2 separate regions of the Homo sapiens genome follow, and region 1 is linked to region 2. A link is a loop called in an ENCODE intact Hi-C map of the cell type or tissue named here. Cell type or tissue: endothelial cell of umbilical vein. All regions are shown on one strand. Links, peaks and the distances in the headings refer to the core of each region. The heading gives the core; the rest is flanking DNA.

The links. A loop is a pair of places that touch in the nucleus more often than their neighbours do. Peaks named below come from ENCODE experiments on the same cell type or tissue, not always from the same donor. Only the 100,000 strongest peaks of a DNase experiment are listed, where the experiment ranks them.
Region 1: a loop joins it to region 2, with 5 times the contacts of the local background. A loop is called at or near these places in 2 of 110 quality-filtered maps.

Annotation. Positions count from the first base shown.
Region 1 is chr1:117,023,263-117,031,107 of GRCh38, reverse strand. It overlaps CD101 (CD101 molecule), which reads right to left. Exons shown (of 10, transcript NM_001256106.3): 8 at 5,204-5,599. CD101-AS1 (CD101 antisense RNA 1) reads left to right here. Exons shown (of 4, transcript NR_110786.1): 4 at 4,322-5,626. Among named protein-coding and RNA genes, the nearest start is that of CD101, 25 kb to the right of the region's middle. In endothelial cell of umbilical vein, for the core only: no CTCF peak of the experiment used is centred there; a DNase peak (open chromatin) is centred at 4,567; H3K27ac peaks cover 1,143 bases.
Region 2 is chr1:116,850,578-116,858,422 of GRCh38, reverse strand. No RefSeq gene overlaps it. Among named protein-coding and RNA genes, the nearest start is that of PTGFRN, 55 kb to the left of the region's middle. In endothelial cell of umbilical vein, for the core only: no CTCF peak of the experiment used is centred there; a DNase peak (open chromatin) is centred at 4,532; H3K27ac peaks cover 1,460 bases.

The DNA.
Region 1 (7,845 bases), core at 1,712-6,711, 170 kb before region 2:
CACAGTCACCATTTCCCACCATCTGCCTCTCACCCATATCTGGATTAGAATTAGTGACATTCAAACCATTAAGGTTTGGCATTTTGATCAATCTAAGTAAGTGCCCAATGCTCAAAGTACAAGGTCTTCAAAACAAAGCCAAAAATGTAATGAGAGCACTTCATCATGAGGCTTAGTTTAGAACGTGCTTCCACCCACAGCCAAGCACAGCAAAAGGAGCACTCCTTTTTGATATTTCCTCAGAGACACTGACTTCAGAAGAAAAGAGGTGTGAGATAAAGAGGGGGCTGCCAACTCTTCCCCACTACCCAACCCCAAACATGCAGCCATGTGGGAGTTGGCTCTTGCCAAGAAATAAAAGTAGGGTAAGGTAACCTGATAACAAGTGCATCCCAGAATAAGTGAATCACTGACAGCATCCTGTTTCAACCCAACTGAAGACGTGCCTGCTCATTCTTTCATTAAGCATTTGTTGAATGCCATGTGCTAGGCCTTGCTGGAGGTACTGGGAAGCACAGGTAAGTAGCTTGGCATCTCCAAATACTTCAGTGTGGTAAAGACACACAGCTCCTTCAAGAATCCACTTCCTTATCTTCCCTTCTCCCCTTTCCCTTTCTCTCTTTCTCTTTCTCTCTCTCTTTTTTTCTTTCTTTTCTTTCTTTCTCTTTCTTTCTTTCTCTGTCTCTTTCTCTCTCTCTCTCTTTGTTTGTTTGTTTGTTTGTTTGTTTTGACAGTGTCTTGCTCTGTCATCCAGACTGGAGCAAAGTGGCATGATCATGGCTTACTGCAGCCTTGACCTCCAAACTCAAGCAATCCTCCCATCTCAGCCTTTTGAGTAGCAAGTACTACAGGCGTGCATCAACCATGTGTCTAATTTTTAAATTTTTTGTAGAGACAGGGGTCTCAAACTCCTGGGCTCAAGTAATCCTCCCACCTCAGCCTCCCAAAGTGCTGGGATTACAGATGGGAGCCATCACATCTGGCCCAAGGATCTAATTTCTAAATAGACCTTTACCCAAATAAAAGCTGGGAAATAGTAACAAGTACCACACTACTACAGATAATCCAGTTCCCAGGAAGCCTTATAGCCTGGCCTATCAATTAATCACAGACAATTCTCTAGAATAAGACATTTAATGTCTAGGGTCTAAGGGTAAGGTAAAAAGACTGAGGAAGCTGTTGTCTCTGCCATAGCTTAGTCACTGATAAGGAAATAAGATAGAGAAGAAAAGGCAAGGTCCATTCTCCGAGAAAATGTCTCTTAACTTTCCTGCCTTCACTTGAGCCACATGCTCTACAGTCCTATTGTGTGGCCCTAAAACCAGCCCAAGCTGGGATAGCCAGATAGAGAGCATGGAAAACCATCTGTTAAGTGACCATAGGTAGCATATTATATTTGAACTGGATCTTGATAACACATAGACCTGGTACTCAACAGGAGTGCAATTACACAGTGATTCAGTAAACATTTAAGCATCCCCTATGTGCCAGGCACTGTGCTAGTGCTACTAATGAGACACTCATTATCTTTGCCTATAGTATAGTCTAGCAGTGTGACAGATGTTAAACAGGTAACTGCAGGTGTGGGGGCTAAAAGAATAAGGGAAGTCTCTGAGGCAGTGGCAGTTAAGTTGCTGGATGAAGGATGAGAGTGTTGACCAGGGAAAGATGGCATGGAGGAGCATTCCAGGAAGGAGATGGTGCATGCATGGTGAGATGTTGGACTGACAGTCGTATCTACTCTTCTATTAATCTTTTTCTTCCTTCCTTCATTCCTTCTTTCTTTCTTTCTTCTTTCTTTCTTTCAGATGTTGGACTGTCAACCGTATCTACTCTTTCTTTCTTTCTTTCTTTCTTTCTTTCTTTCTTTCTTTCTTTCTTTCTTTCTTTCTTTTCTTTCTTTTCTTTCTTTCTTTCTTTCTTTCTTTCTTTCTTTCTTTCTTTCTTTCTTTCTTTCTTTCTTTCTTTCTTTCTTTCTGATGTTGGACTGTCAGTTGTATCTACTCTTCTATTAACCTACCTTCCTTCCTTCCTTCCTTTCTCTCTCTCTCTCTTTCTTTCTTTTCTTTCTGCTGGCTTTCTCCCCTCTAAAACATAAATGTGCTCAAATCTGTATCATCTTCAAACCAAAACAGCAAAAAAGCAAAACTAAAATACTTTCACTTTTTTTTGACAACTTTTGCCATTTTATTGTCTTCTCTCTTCCCCTTGACATCAAAGCTCTTGAAAGAGCAATCTGCATTGATGTGCCCACTCTCCCCTCAACTTGCTGCAGTCTGACTTCCCTGATAACTTTTCTGTAATTGTCCCATAATGTCAAATCCAATGGATACTTTCCCACTGTTATCTTAATCAACCTCTTTGCAAGAGCTGAGTCTGTCGACTCTCCTCACCCTCTTGATGCCCTCTCTGCCTTTAGTGTCTGTGGTACCACCAAATCCTGATTCCCTTCCCAGCTCTCCATCACTCCTATCAGTCTCCTTCACAGGCTCTCCACTCCCTGAGAAATGGCAATTTATCCCAGAGCTCCACCCTTGGGCATCATTACTGGCTACCTATGGATGACTTGTAATCTACAACTCTGGTGCAGATCCCATTTGGCAGTCTTGATGTCTATTGGACAGACCTTTATCAATAACTCACAGTTACTCTGAACTCAGTTCCAGCCCAACTTATTCAAAACTGAACTAATCTTCCCCTCCAAATCCCTCTCATATATTACCTTGCTTGGTAAATGACCCGACTATCCATCTAAGCTAGAGTCCAAATGTTAATCCTTAATTCTCTCCTTCTGCTCCTTTGCCCTCTATATACAATGAATCAGCCTCTAAATCCTGAAGATTACACCTCCTAATACCTAATGCCTGTTCTTTTCTTAGTCGTCATGGGTACCGCCTTAGCTCAGGCCTTCATCTTTCCCCAGTTGGGTTTCCACAATTTCATATACTACCTGCACTGTACTGTGGACCTCCCCTCCAATTCACTTATTTTATTTTATTTTATTTATTTATTTATTTATTTTGAGACAGAGTTTTGCTCTTGTTGCCCAGGCTGGAGTGCAATGGCGTGATCTCGGCTCACCGCAACCTTCCCCTCCTGGGTTCAAGCGATTCTCCTGCCTCAGCCTCCCGAGTAGCTGGGATTACAGGCATGGGCCACCATGCCCGGCTAATTTTTAGGATTTTTAGTACACACAGGGTTTCTCCATGTTGGTCAGGCTGGTCTCAAACTCCCAACGTCAGGTGACCCGCCCGCCTTGGCCTCCTAAAGTGCTGGGATTACAGGCACGAGCCACTGTGCCCGACCTCCAATTCATTTTAATGTGGGAACTTTCTAAAAGGAAAATCTGATCATGTCACTCCCCTGCTTAAACTTTTTCAATGACACTCCATCACTGTCATGATAAAGTTCTTCCTTCTTAGCTTCATACTCTAGACACATTTGGGATCTATCATCTGTTCCTTTCCCTCCTCACTGGTCTCATCTCTTGCCACTGTACCATAGAGACTGCAGTTCCTGCCATTCTCAATGACCAGGAGTTCCCCGAATATAACATGAAATTTTACATCTTATTATCATCTTGCATACTCTTTCATGTTCTTAAAATATGTTTCTTCCTTTTCATGAGCCCCAGACTCTGGGGAACCTTCCCAGATCATCTCCCTACCTAGCACTTCACCCCAGCCCTGCCTCTGTTGTTCCCCTAGTCTACTGGAAATACTTCTTTGATGACACCTGTTATGTTGGACTTGATTTCTCCCACTGGATTCCAAGCTCGGTGGGAACAGACTCTGTCATGTACACTTTTGTGGCCTCAGAACCTGATATAGTTATTTATTAAACAAGTGTCATTATTTTGTCACATAGATGTACACATGTAGGTATGTGTGTACCTGTGTGTATATGTATGTGCAGCGGGTTTGGAGGCATAAGGGGAAAAGGAGATTACATTTGCTGAGCACTGACAATGTGCCAAGCACTGTACTGGATACTTTATACATATTTATATTGTGATCTTCATTTTATAGAAAGCTGAGGCTCACAGCAAGTAACCAGCGTATGATTTCATAGCTGGTATTGGTAGTAGAGCTGTGATTTGAGCCTAGGCTGGTCAGATTCCAGCCCCTGGGATTTTTTATCACCCCACACTGCCTCCCTGACTACCAGGAAGGAACAGCCAGGTGGAGGAGCCCAGAAGGTACATTACAGGGATTTCCTTGGAAATCCTCAACATTAATTACCCTCAAAACCCTCAGTTTGTCATGACAAAGGTTTTCTGAAGAATACGAAGGCCACTCAATTTTTAATGTTTTCTTTCCAGGTTTATCTTTTAAAAACCGTATACCTGTTTTACAAGGATCTCACAAAGATTAACAATATGTATGCTATGAAGGATCCCATCTGCCTCAGAGAAGATACGCTTTTCATCACAGACTGTATACTTTTTACAGTTCTTATCTATTTATTCTACTGCAAAAACTGCCGATTCTACAGAGCCTATTAATTCCACTGGGAAAACATGTACGGAATGTGCTCATGAGTATGGGACTTCCTGTAATTGTTGGAAAGAAGAAAAAGGCTGATAGAAAAAACATTTTGGCCTGGCACTCAGGAGAAAACTTCTGCTGAGGAATGAACAGGGAAAAACAATGATGGACCACCTCAAGGAACAAATCGGATAGCTTCGACTTCCCCTCTGGAAGCCCTGCTGCGCTGGGATGCACCTATCCCTACTTCTTAGATGTTCCCATATGTTCTCAACAGCATTCTGTCCCTCCTAAGCAGTGTCACTAAAGCTAGCTGGTCTCTTAGGATTGTTACCTTTATTGATGATTTTCCCTTTGTGCTTCCTGGTGTCTGGCACCAAGACCACACCCCTACTTCTCCAATGGCCCTTTCCCTCAGTAAGCTTAGCTTATTGCTCACCTCCCACCTTCTCCCTGAACCCCAGCAGAAAGACATGGACCTGTCAGATGCTCCCGATATTTAAGTGTCTATGCCAAAATCTCATGTGGACCTTGTTTGTTCAAATGAGTTACTATTGAGAGAGACAGCAAAGTCATCTTCTTTAGGGAACCTGAAAATTGTCTTCAGTCTGAAAATTGTCTTCAGAAGGAGCAAAAGATAGGTGAGAGGGAGAGGATAAGAGGAGAGCCATGTATTCTCCTGACCATGAGCTCGCGGTAGATAAACCCCTGGTTACCTGAAGGCAGCACCGTGAGCACCATCCGCTGTGACTCATCGGATGCTTGATTAATCCACTTGCTTGGGTGTCCATGGAGCTGCCACTCTGCCACCCTACACCAGTACATTCCTGCATCCTCCATCTCCACCTGATGAAGCTTCAGGACAAAGTCTGTAGAGGATGAACGGTAACAGTGCAGGTGCCTCCTGAGCCCCTCTTCCCCATACTCCAGCAAGCCATCATGTTGCAAGTGCACCAGCAATTTACTTCCAGAGTTTTCTCTGTTCCAGTACCACATCACAGAGTACAGAGTGGCTGAGCTGCCTACACTCTCCAGGCTGCAGCGGATGGCCACTTCTCTGTGCTCAGTCACATTTTCGGTCCAGTACACTTTGGAGACACGTACCTTACTTCCTAGAAAATAAAATGGCAGTAAATTAGAGAATGCAGACTTTCAGATTTGGATACCACCTCTGAAAAATCTAGTTCTCACTGGGAAGATCTTATATTCTTTAGACATCAGTGCATTCATTTTATTTTTTTTATTATTTTTATTTTTTGAGACAGAGTCTTGCTCTGTCACCCAGGCCAGAGTGCAGTGGCATGATCTCAGCTCACTGCAACCACTGCCTCCTGGGTTCAAGCAATTCTCCTGCCTCAGCCTCCCAAGTGGCTGGGATTACAGGCGTGTGCCACCATGCCCAGCTGATTTTTGTATTTTTAGTAGAGACGGGGTTTCACCATGTTGGCCAGATTGCTCTTGAGCTCCTGGCTTCAAGTGATCTGCCCACCTCAGCCTCCCAAAGTGTTGGGATTACAGGCATGAGCCACCACGTCCAGCCACATTCATTTTAATTCTTGTCCTTGGTCCCTGTTTTTCTCTCACATTTGCCAGGACATTCTCTGCTAGGAATCAAACCAGCCTCTTTCCTTCTTTAGCCCAACTGCTTGCCTGCTGGACCCTGCCATTGAAAACTACACAGCTTCTGCAGGGCCCTCTGCCTGCTGCTTTTACTTACCCTTGATTCACTCCTCCTCTACTTCCCAAAGTGGTCATTCACAACTTTTAGCAGCTCCCTCAAGCCATGTATTCCACCAGTACCCCTCATTCTTAGCAAATTACTCTCCTCCCATACACCCAGATATTATCTTGGGTGTAAACGCAGAGAGAGAGGACGCCATCCAAGAGACTGAACATTTTGATGCAAGTGTTAGAAGGCCATCCATGGGAGCTATTTAGATGATTGGATTAGACTGAGTTTTAAAGAGATTTTGACATTTACTTTTTTTCCCCTTGCTAACCAGCAGGTGAGGATTTAGAATAACAGCCAAAGTAGTTACAAACAAAATAAAGAAATTATAGTGTGCATTACATTTTCAATTCCACTACAAACACATTTATTTATTTATTTATTTATTTATTTATTTTTATTTTATTTATTTTTTGAGACGGAGTCTCGCTCTGTCGCCCAGGCTAGAGTGCAGTGGCACAATCTTGGCTCACCGCAACCTCTGCCTCCCGGGTTCAAGCGATTATCCTGCCTCAGCCTCCCGAGCAGTTGGGATTACAGGCATGGGCCACCATGCCTGGCTAACTTTTTTATTTTTAGTAGAGACAGGGTTTCACCATGTTGGCCAGGCTGGTCTCGAACTCCTGACCTCAGGTGATCCGCCCACCTTGGCCTCCCAAAGTGCTGGGATTATAGGCATGAGCCACTGTGCCTGACTCAAACACATTTATTAATCTGTCTTTAAGAGAATAATTCTGTCTGATCTTGGACTCTTTCTTAGTTACCATTTTTACTCTCCCCTTTCCTTCATGGAGTAGCACGTGGAATATTAGCACATGGAATACTGTTGCTGTTTCCTTGTCTCAAATTACTTCCTACTTTATTGTGATCTGGCTTCCAATCCCATCACTTTACTTGGCCAGGGCCCAATTTCCCAGTTCAAGGGACCCTCTAGTCCTTTTCTGTCCTCTATGTGGTTTTTGTTACTGGAGTCCAATTTCTCCTTGAAATTGACTTCTTTTCTTCCAACCTCAGAGAAAATATCCCCCTTACAACTCTGACCAGTCATTCTCAGCATCTTTCTGGGGCCTCTTGGTTAACTTGTTCCCTAAATGACGTGCACAACCGGAAGTCCACAGCCACACCAAGCCCACAGGTATGTTCTGCTTGACACTTGCAGTATTTTAAGAGAACTGGGCTGGGCGCAGTGGCTCACGCCTGTAATCCCAGCACTTTGGGAGGCCAAGGCAGGTGGATCACCTGAGGTCAGGAGTTCAAGACCAGCCTGAGCAACATGGTAAAACCCTGTCTCTACTAAAATTACAAAAATTAGCCAGGCATGGTGGCACACACCTGTAGTCCCAGCTACTCTGGAGGCTGAGGCAGGAGAATTGCTTGAACCCAGGAGGAGGAGGTTGCAGTGAGCTAAGATCATACCACTGACTCCAGCCTGAGCAACAGAGCAAGACTCCGTCTAAAAAAAAAGAAAAAGAAGAAGTGAATTAGTTGTGGACATTCTCAAACTGGGAGATGTCACCAAAAAAGATTTTAGGCATCTCTAGATATGCAAAAAGATCTGACAACACGGAGCCCACATTTCTACATGGGAAGCACTTGAGCTAAGCAGTGGCTGCCTCCTGAAGACGGCCA
Region 2 (7,845 bases), core at 1,519-6,518:
TAAATAAATAAATGGTGAGAAAATCACTATTTGACGGTCATCAGTGTAAGAATTAATTCAGGCAAGAAACATCAATGGATGATGGTGGATGTGGGTCAGTATGGGTGAGGGCAGGGCCCAGGCGCGCCCACTCCATCTCTTGGCATTTCCAGATCAGTGTGGCGGGAATGCTCAGGCAGATGTCCCTCAGAATTGTACCTGCATCGATATGGCTGGCCTGGGTGCACAACTCTGTCCATCTCTCACACTCTGTCTCCTTCTTTACTGCTTGTGATGTTTCTAATTCATGAGCTTGAACACAATTTTATAAACGGTTTCCAAGCTGTTCCTGGAATTAAGCATGATACTATAATATCTTCTAACACAATAATGATATAACAGCTAACATTGGCTAGGCCCAGTGGATCATACCCATAATCCCAGCACTCTGGGAGGCTGAAGAGGGAGAATTACTTGAGGCCAGCAGCTACAGACCAGCCTGGACAACATAGTGAGATCCCATCTCTACAATAAAATAAAAAATTAGCCAGGCATGGTGGCACATGCCTGTAGTCCCCAGGTACTTGGGAGGCTGAGGTGGGAGGATTGTTTGAGCCCAGGGGTTCAAGACCAGCCTGGGCAACATTAAGGAGACCTCGTCTCTATTAAAAATAACTGAATAAAATCAAGTAAAAAATAACAGCTGTCTGAGATTGGTGGTTCACATATATTGGGAGGCTGAGGCAGAAAGATTGCTCGAGGCTAGGAGTTCAAGACTAGCCTGGCAGCATAGTGAGACTATGTTGCTACAAAATAAAATAAAATAAAAGCAAATATTTGAGTGCTTTCCACGTGCCACATGGTTTTACATGTATTCTCTAATTTAATCCTTACAATATTTCTTCCAGGAAAGATACTCTTATCCACACTCTACCTATGAGAACACTTAGGCCCAAAGACATTAAATAATAACTTAGTAAGAAAAAGGAGCTGGCTTACAAATGCTGATAATATGACTTAAGGACCTGCTAGCGTCACCAGGAGACTGTGCTGTCCCTGGAATATAAATCTGCTCCTAACAGGACTAGCCTGTGTGCATCGGGAGAATGTCTCAGATAAGACCCAAAAGGACAATGTCTAAGTAACTATAATTGGCATTAATCAGCTAATGGAACACATGCCCAGGCAGCTATGGGCACTCGTCTTCTGGTGACATTTATGTCTTCAAATGTAGTTTTCTTTTTCTCCTGCACATACTTAGATTGCCTATGATGATGTAAACTGGGAGGAATGATTGGAAGCAGTGGAGACAGTGGGAGAAGTCAGACCAGGTTCAGATAATAAGGAGTGCATTAGTCTGTACAGGGTTTTAAAATAATAATAAAACTGGCCAGGTGTGGTGGCTCATGCCTGTAATCCCAGCACTTTGGGAGGCCAAGGTGGGCAGATCCCCTGAGGTCAGGAGTTTAAGACCAGCCTGCCCAACATGGTGAAACCCTGTCTCTACAAAAAAAAAAAAAAAAAAAAAAATTATCCGGGCATGATGGGGGGTGCCTGTAATCCCAGCTACTGAGGAGGCCGAGGCGGGAGAATTGCTTGAACCTGGGAGGTGGAGGTTGCAGTGAGCCGCGATCGCGCCATTGTACTTCAGCGTGGGCGACAGAGCGAGACTCTGTCTCAAAATAAATAAATAAAATAATAATAATAATAAAACCAACTAAATGCCATCTGGTTTGTATAATCACATGAGCCGTGGCAATTCCGAACAATGTAAGTGACAAAATGCTCCTCCCAGCCAAGGGCTAACTCTTCTACCCTTGGAATGCTGCTTGTTGAAAGAGAACCATCTTAGTAGATTCTGAGCTTTTTTCAGCTTTGAATTCCCAGAATGTGCTATGTGTCGGATATAATAGATGCTCAAGAAACATTAAGTTGAAAATAACAAAATTGAGCTCAGATATATCCTCAGCCCTTTAAAATCTGGGCTGGAGATCCCCAAAAGTCTTTGTCATCTCTCACAAAGTCTGGTGTCATCTCTCACAAGAAAACTTGCAGCCACACAGGCCCCCTCTGTTAAAACACAGGAAAACTGAGGTAGCTGCCCAAGAAATGTAGGCAAAGTTGGAGCTTTGCTGGAATGCTACAGACTTGATTTTTCACTCTGCACTTGCAGTGGTTACCAGGCATGCCACCAAGTGATTTTATTTACACATTTTATTTCCTTTTTTGGAAAACCATTACAAATCCCCTCAGAATTCAGAATATTAAAGCATCTATTAGTTCTAGTTGGGCTTGGGAAGCTGAGTGCTTAGAAAATACTCCTCCTACTGCACAGGCACCCTCCACACTCTCAAATTACCCAAACCAGCTCATAATTGGGACCAGCTGGCAGGAGGAGAGAGGGAGGCCCCTGCGCTGAGCTTGGAATCATGTTACAAATTTCATCCCTAGAAAGAGGCTAGCCTTCACCCATTAAGGGTTAAGATGTGGGAAGTCAAAGGAATAGTGCTTAGGAGCTGGAATTTAAATTGGCTAAATAGAACCTGAAAATGAAGTGTTCACATTAGCAATGGTAGCTCCTTGCTTTGTCTAGAACGAAGTATGTATGGAATAACTGAGTGGACTGCACAGGGCTACAGCATCAGCCGGATTTTGCTTTATTGTTTGTCTTTCCAAAACTGGCATAACTGACCTGCATCCCACTCAATATCTTTCCTTTCCCCAAAATTATTCCACTTAGTTTGGGAGCACAGACTTCCCTATCTGTGCACCAGGAAAGGGCAGGTTTAAAATGAGTAGTGTCTGTGACACCTGGTGCTCTCTCATTGCCAGTATTTCTCGAGATCCACTTTCTCCTGCATTCATGCTAGATCTTCTAGGCACTGAAGCTTGTGCCCCCGCCCTGCTTTGGTCTGAGCCAGAACAACAGCTCTGCTCTTGGAGAGCAACTCATGAGGCCAGCCCTCCCAGCCTTGGCCGTGGGCTTCCCAGCCTGGATAGGGAATCTGGAGGAAATGAAACAAGCCCTCAGAGCCAGTGAACCATTATTCAGGAGAGCCTGGGCGCAGTGGTAGCTGTTAGTGGCTGGTGACCGTGGTGCTGGTGGCACTGTCCCAGACATGTGGTTTTCAGTGGTGTGACCTTGGCTGTCTTTTCTGGTGCCAACACCCTTGGTTTTTGCCTGTTTACTGAGCCAGATTCTCCAGGCTTCCTGTGGATTCTGTGAACTACTTGATTGCTCTGCAATAAATATTTTCTGCTTAACAGAGTCGATTTCTGGTGTCAGAAACCAAGAACTCTGACTGGTACAGCATCTGTCCCTGCAAGATTCAGGAAACCAAGTCCAGTGCTCAAGAGGGAGAAGAGATTAAAGAAAACAGAAGTAGAATATAGAAAGGAAATAAAAAAGCAGAAAAAGGGTGCAGCATTGTGGAAGCGTGGGGAGAAGGAAGGAGTGTGGGGGAAGAAAGTAGAGGAATTGGCAGGTGAGACAGAGCAGCCTGGAAGGGGTCATTCACCTTGTTAATGCTTGTAATAGGAGCCCTGAAGAAAACTGCCAAAGTGGCCTCCCTGAGGTATTTCTGCATTTCTGTTTCTGGTGGACAACGTGGTTTAAATGATTTTATGTGGCTGTTTCAGGAACAACAGATCCTTGATTTGGGCTTGCTTTTGGAAATAAATGAAGGTGTTAGCTTTTACTTTTTGCATTTATCAAATGTGCTGCGTGCTTGGAAGCGCACAGATATACGGACATGCATATGCATAGTGTGATATGATAAATCTATGCACGAGAAATGTGGGTCTTGGGCTAGTTATGTAGGTGGGGGAATTTTATGTAACAAGCCTATTCAATATCTCAAAGGGAAAATGTTACTTACTGTGCCACATTAGCATATCATTTGTTTTATTGGGAAGGCAGAATGAAAAATATTTGACAATTAATAGAAATCATAGGAAAAATTATGATTAAGTGCCATCTGCTGGCTTCTGTAAGTTTTATTTTTACGCAGCCTCAAGCCTGTCCTCATAATTATTGAATGTCTCTCTTTTGCTGAGGATAAAATTGCTTGTTCCATATTTGGCCTATTAATGAGTGCTGCATTTTATGTGTGTGTGTGTGTGTGTGTGTGTATGTACATGTGTGTGAATGGAACTACTTTGGGAGAGCAAATTCACCTTACAGAAATCCATTTTCTTCTAAATTCTGATTTGAGAGAGTAGACTGGGGTTTATTTTAAAATTCTGTTTTCGTAGCAGATTGCAAAAGCTCTGTGTGCTTAGCATGTGTATGGAAGGGGGAAGGTAGGGGGATGGTGCTTTGAAAGTGACTTCTCTCTTTGGTTTCAATCCTCTCCTCTGAGAGTGTATACGGTTTGCATCTCAAAAGCTCTGTCTAGCTTATGGCAGGTGAGGAATTTCCACGTCTCATTTTGATGACATTGCAACAAGGGAGCCTCTGATCACTCAGAAGTTGGTGGGGGTGGGGAAAAAGAAAAAACAGGTTCCATGTGGACATGTTTGACCCCTTCCTCTGCGTCTAGCTCTGGAGCTCAGACTGGAACTGCTCAGCAGGAAACAGGTCTTGCTGCTAGTAAATTACCATGACTGTGTTTACATGGTGAGTCAACAGGCATAGGTCAGCTCTCCTTCTCTCCAAGCAGTCCCTTGAGCTGATGATTTATCTGGGTAAATCACATTCCAAATCAATTTTATTTTTGGCTGTGATTAATGAAATTGGTTTTCAATAGTTCCCAGATAATGATAATAGTTACCATTTAGTAAGTGCCTGTGACATACTAGAAACTATGATAGACTATTTCAAAATTTTTTCTTAGCACTGATTTATTTATGTGTGAAATCTCTCTTTGAATTTCAACATCTAGTGTTAAGTAAGTGTCCCTTTTATTATTTTAATGTTACATTTGATACATAAAAAGAATATAGGTCACATATATGTGTTATAAAGGGTAATAATAAAATGAGTAAAACGAACTGTGGTAGCTTTGTTTCATCACCAGTTCTGTTGCATTGTGGTAGATTCTTTGCGTGCGTTTGTTCCATTTTTCACACTCTTATGAGATAGATGTTATTCTTCCTATTTTAAAAATTAGTAAATTGAGGCTCAGAAAGATAAAGCAACTTCTCAATCTCACCCAGCCAGTAGGCAGGAGAAGTACTGTGGCCGACCTTATCAGAACTCAGCAATATTTGTTTCCCCTTCCTTCGCTGAGGGCAAGGTAGAATTTTCTACCTTACAGTGATGTGGGCCATGTGGCTAGCTAGCTCTGCCCATGCTTGTGTGAATGTGTCACCCCTAGGCTGAGGCAGCATAACATTCCTGAGAGACTCTGCAGCCTCCCTCCTCCCTGCTGGGACAGACTCCATTAGTGCTCTGCTCACATCCCCTTGGTGCTCACAGTTTGTGTTCACGTCAATGGCTTCTTACTGCAGTCACCTGCCACTCTTTGTTCAAGATAGAAAGGTAGGTGGGAACTGTCAGTGGGTGAGTCTGTCCAGGAGTGGCTGTGAGTAATGACACACAGGATTTGGTGGATAAATACCACCCCATCTTTGCCCATTGAGAGGGACAACTCCGGGACATGTTCTATTCTGATTTGCAGGGGCCCCCAGCAGTTACCTGTTCATTAAAGTGCGCTCCATTGATTTCCTTTCCTTTCCCATCTCACTTCCATACTCCCAGATAAATGGCTTGTGCTCATATCCCAGGTTCAGAGTCGGCCTCTGGAAGAACCAAAGCTGAGATACTTTGGCATGTGTCCCCAGGGTGCAGCAACTATATGATGAGGATCCTCCACATGTGAGCTGTCTCCTCTTCAGTAAAAGAAGCACGGCCCCAGGGGCTGGGAATGCTGTCTGTGGCAGCCTTCAGTTGTCAATCTCTGCAGGGCTGCCTCAGCCGCCGAGAGTCACCCCACCCAAGGTTTGCCCCTGATTAACACAGAGGTATCAGGGTCGAGCCATCTTGGCCCAGTTCAGGACATCTCTAAAGGGTTATTCAAGCTCCAGAGACCCCGTGGGTTACGTGAAGGCTGGTGCTGGGCCTGCACTGCAGCTCAACTCCTCCCTCTGCACAGTCCTGTTTCCTTCTGCTCTTTTTCGCAGGTGTCAATCGTAAGGGTACCCCTTAACAAACATCCTGCATGTTAATCTCCTTTCAGAGTCTGCTTTTCAGGGACCCTGACTGCGTCAATATGGGCCCCTGAAGCCTGATTAGAGCAGGAGCCACATTCCCGTGGTGGACATTCCCACATTCACCCTTTGTTGTGTCAAATCAACGACACCTCAGAGTTAGTCTGTTATAACAGAATATCACAGTGCATTTAAATGTGCCTGACTCCAAAGCCTGCATTCTTTCCAGGCATTGGTCCATTCCCTAAAAATGATCATTCTTCCCGTGGTTTTGGCTAGCAACTTAACATCCACTTGCATCTTGACTGCATTTTGGCTACTTACATGTTATTTCCTTTGCCCTTAATTGCCCAGGAGGTGTCTGAGGCCCACTTTGCAGGTTTAAAACTGAGGTTCAGAAGGCTAACTGCACCCTCTGAGCCTGCAGTGCACCACCTGCAAGGCTGCGGCACTTTAATCCCTTTTGTCTGTAACCGCAATTCTGGAGGAGGTGGGGCATGGCAAGCACTTATTAACGCATGGAACACATTAATTCCACACACATTTTAAAGCACCTCCTGGGTGCCACACACTGAGGATATGATGACGGATAAGGAACAGCCCCTGTTTTCAGCCTTGTCGCAGAGACAGGCAGGTAAACAAATAATTGCAATGCAATAATGTAAGAAAAAGTAAAGAGGCTCAGAGAAGGAGCCCGGGAAACTGATGGGAAGAATTCAGAGCCAGCATTCTGGGGAAAGTGCCATCTGAACCAGATCTTAAAGAATTAAAGGTGCTCCTATTCACAATAGCAAAGACTTGGAACCAACCCAAATGTCCACCAATGATAGACTGGATTAAGAAAATGTGGCACATATATACCATGGAATACTATGCAGCCATAAAAAAGGATGAGTTCATGTCCTTTGTAGGGACATGGATGAAGCTAGAAACCATCATTCTGAGCAAACTATCACAAGGACAGTAAACCAAACACCGCATGTTCTCACTCATAGGTGGGAACTGAACAATGAGAACACTTGGACACAGGGTGGGGAACACCACACACCGGGGCCTGTAGTGGGGTGGGGGGAGGGGGGAGGGATACCATTAGGAGATACACCTAATGTAAATGACGAGTTAATGGGTGCAGCACTCCAACATGGCACATGCATACATATGTAACACACCTGCACATCGTGCACATGTACCCTAGAACTTAAAGTACAGTAATAATGAAAGAATAATAATTAAAGATGCTCATTAGTGCAGTAAGTGGAGGAAAGGAATTCCAAGCAGAGGGAACTAAGGCACAGAGACAAGAAAAGTGAGGCATTTGGTTGACTAGAGCCTAGTGTGAGGCAGGAATCAGAGAGGCGGGTCAGGGCCTCGGAAGCCACTGGGCTCTAGACTTTATTGTGCAGGCCATAGGGACTTATATTATCAGACTGACATTTTAGAAGGAAGGTAAGAACCCTAACACTTATTGAGGAATGAGCATAAGCTGCATATTTTACATAGATTATTTCACTTAGTCCTTATAAAGAGCATCTCTTCATTTACAGATGATTATGCTTATTGGAGAAACAACCTCAGGATGTTGAGTGGGGTATTAACTGGAATGTACAGTTTAGGAAGTGTGTGGTATTTGGCCAGGAAATTACAAGGCTCTGAGCAAAGTGGGGAACAGAGGGAAGGACAGAGGGCTCAGATATCTGAGTGGTTTCTATGAGACTT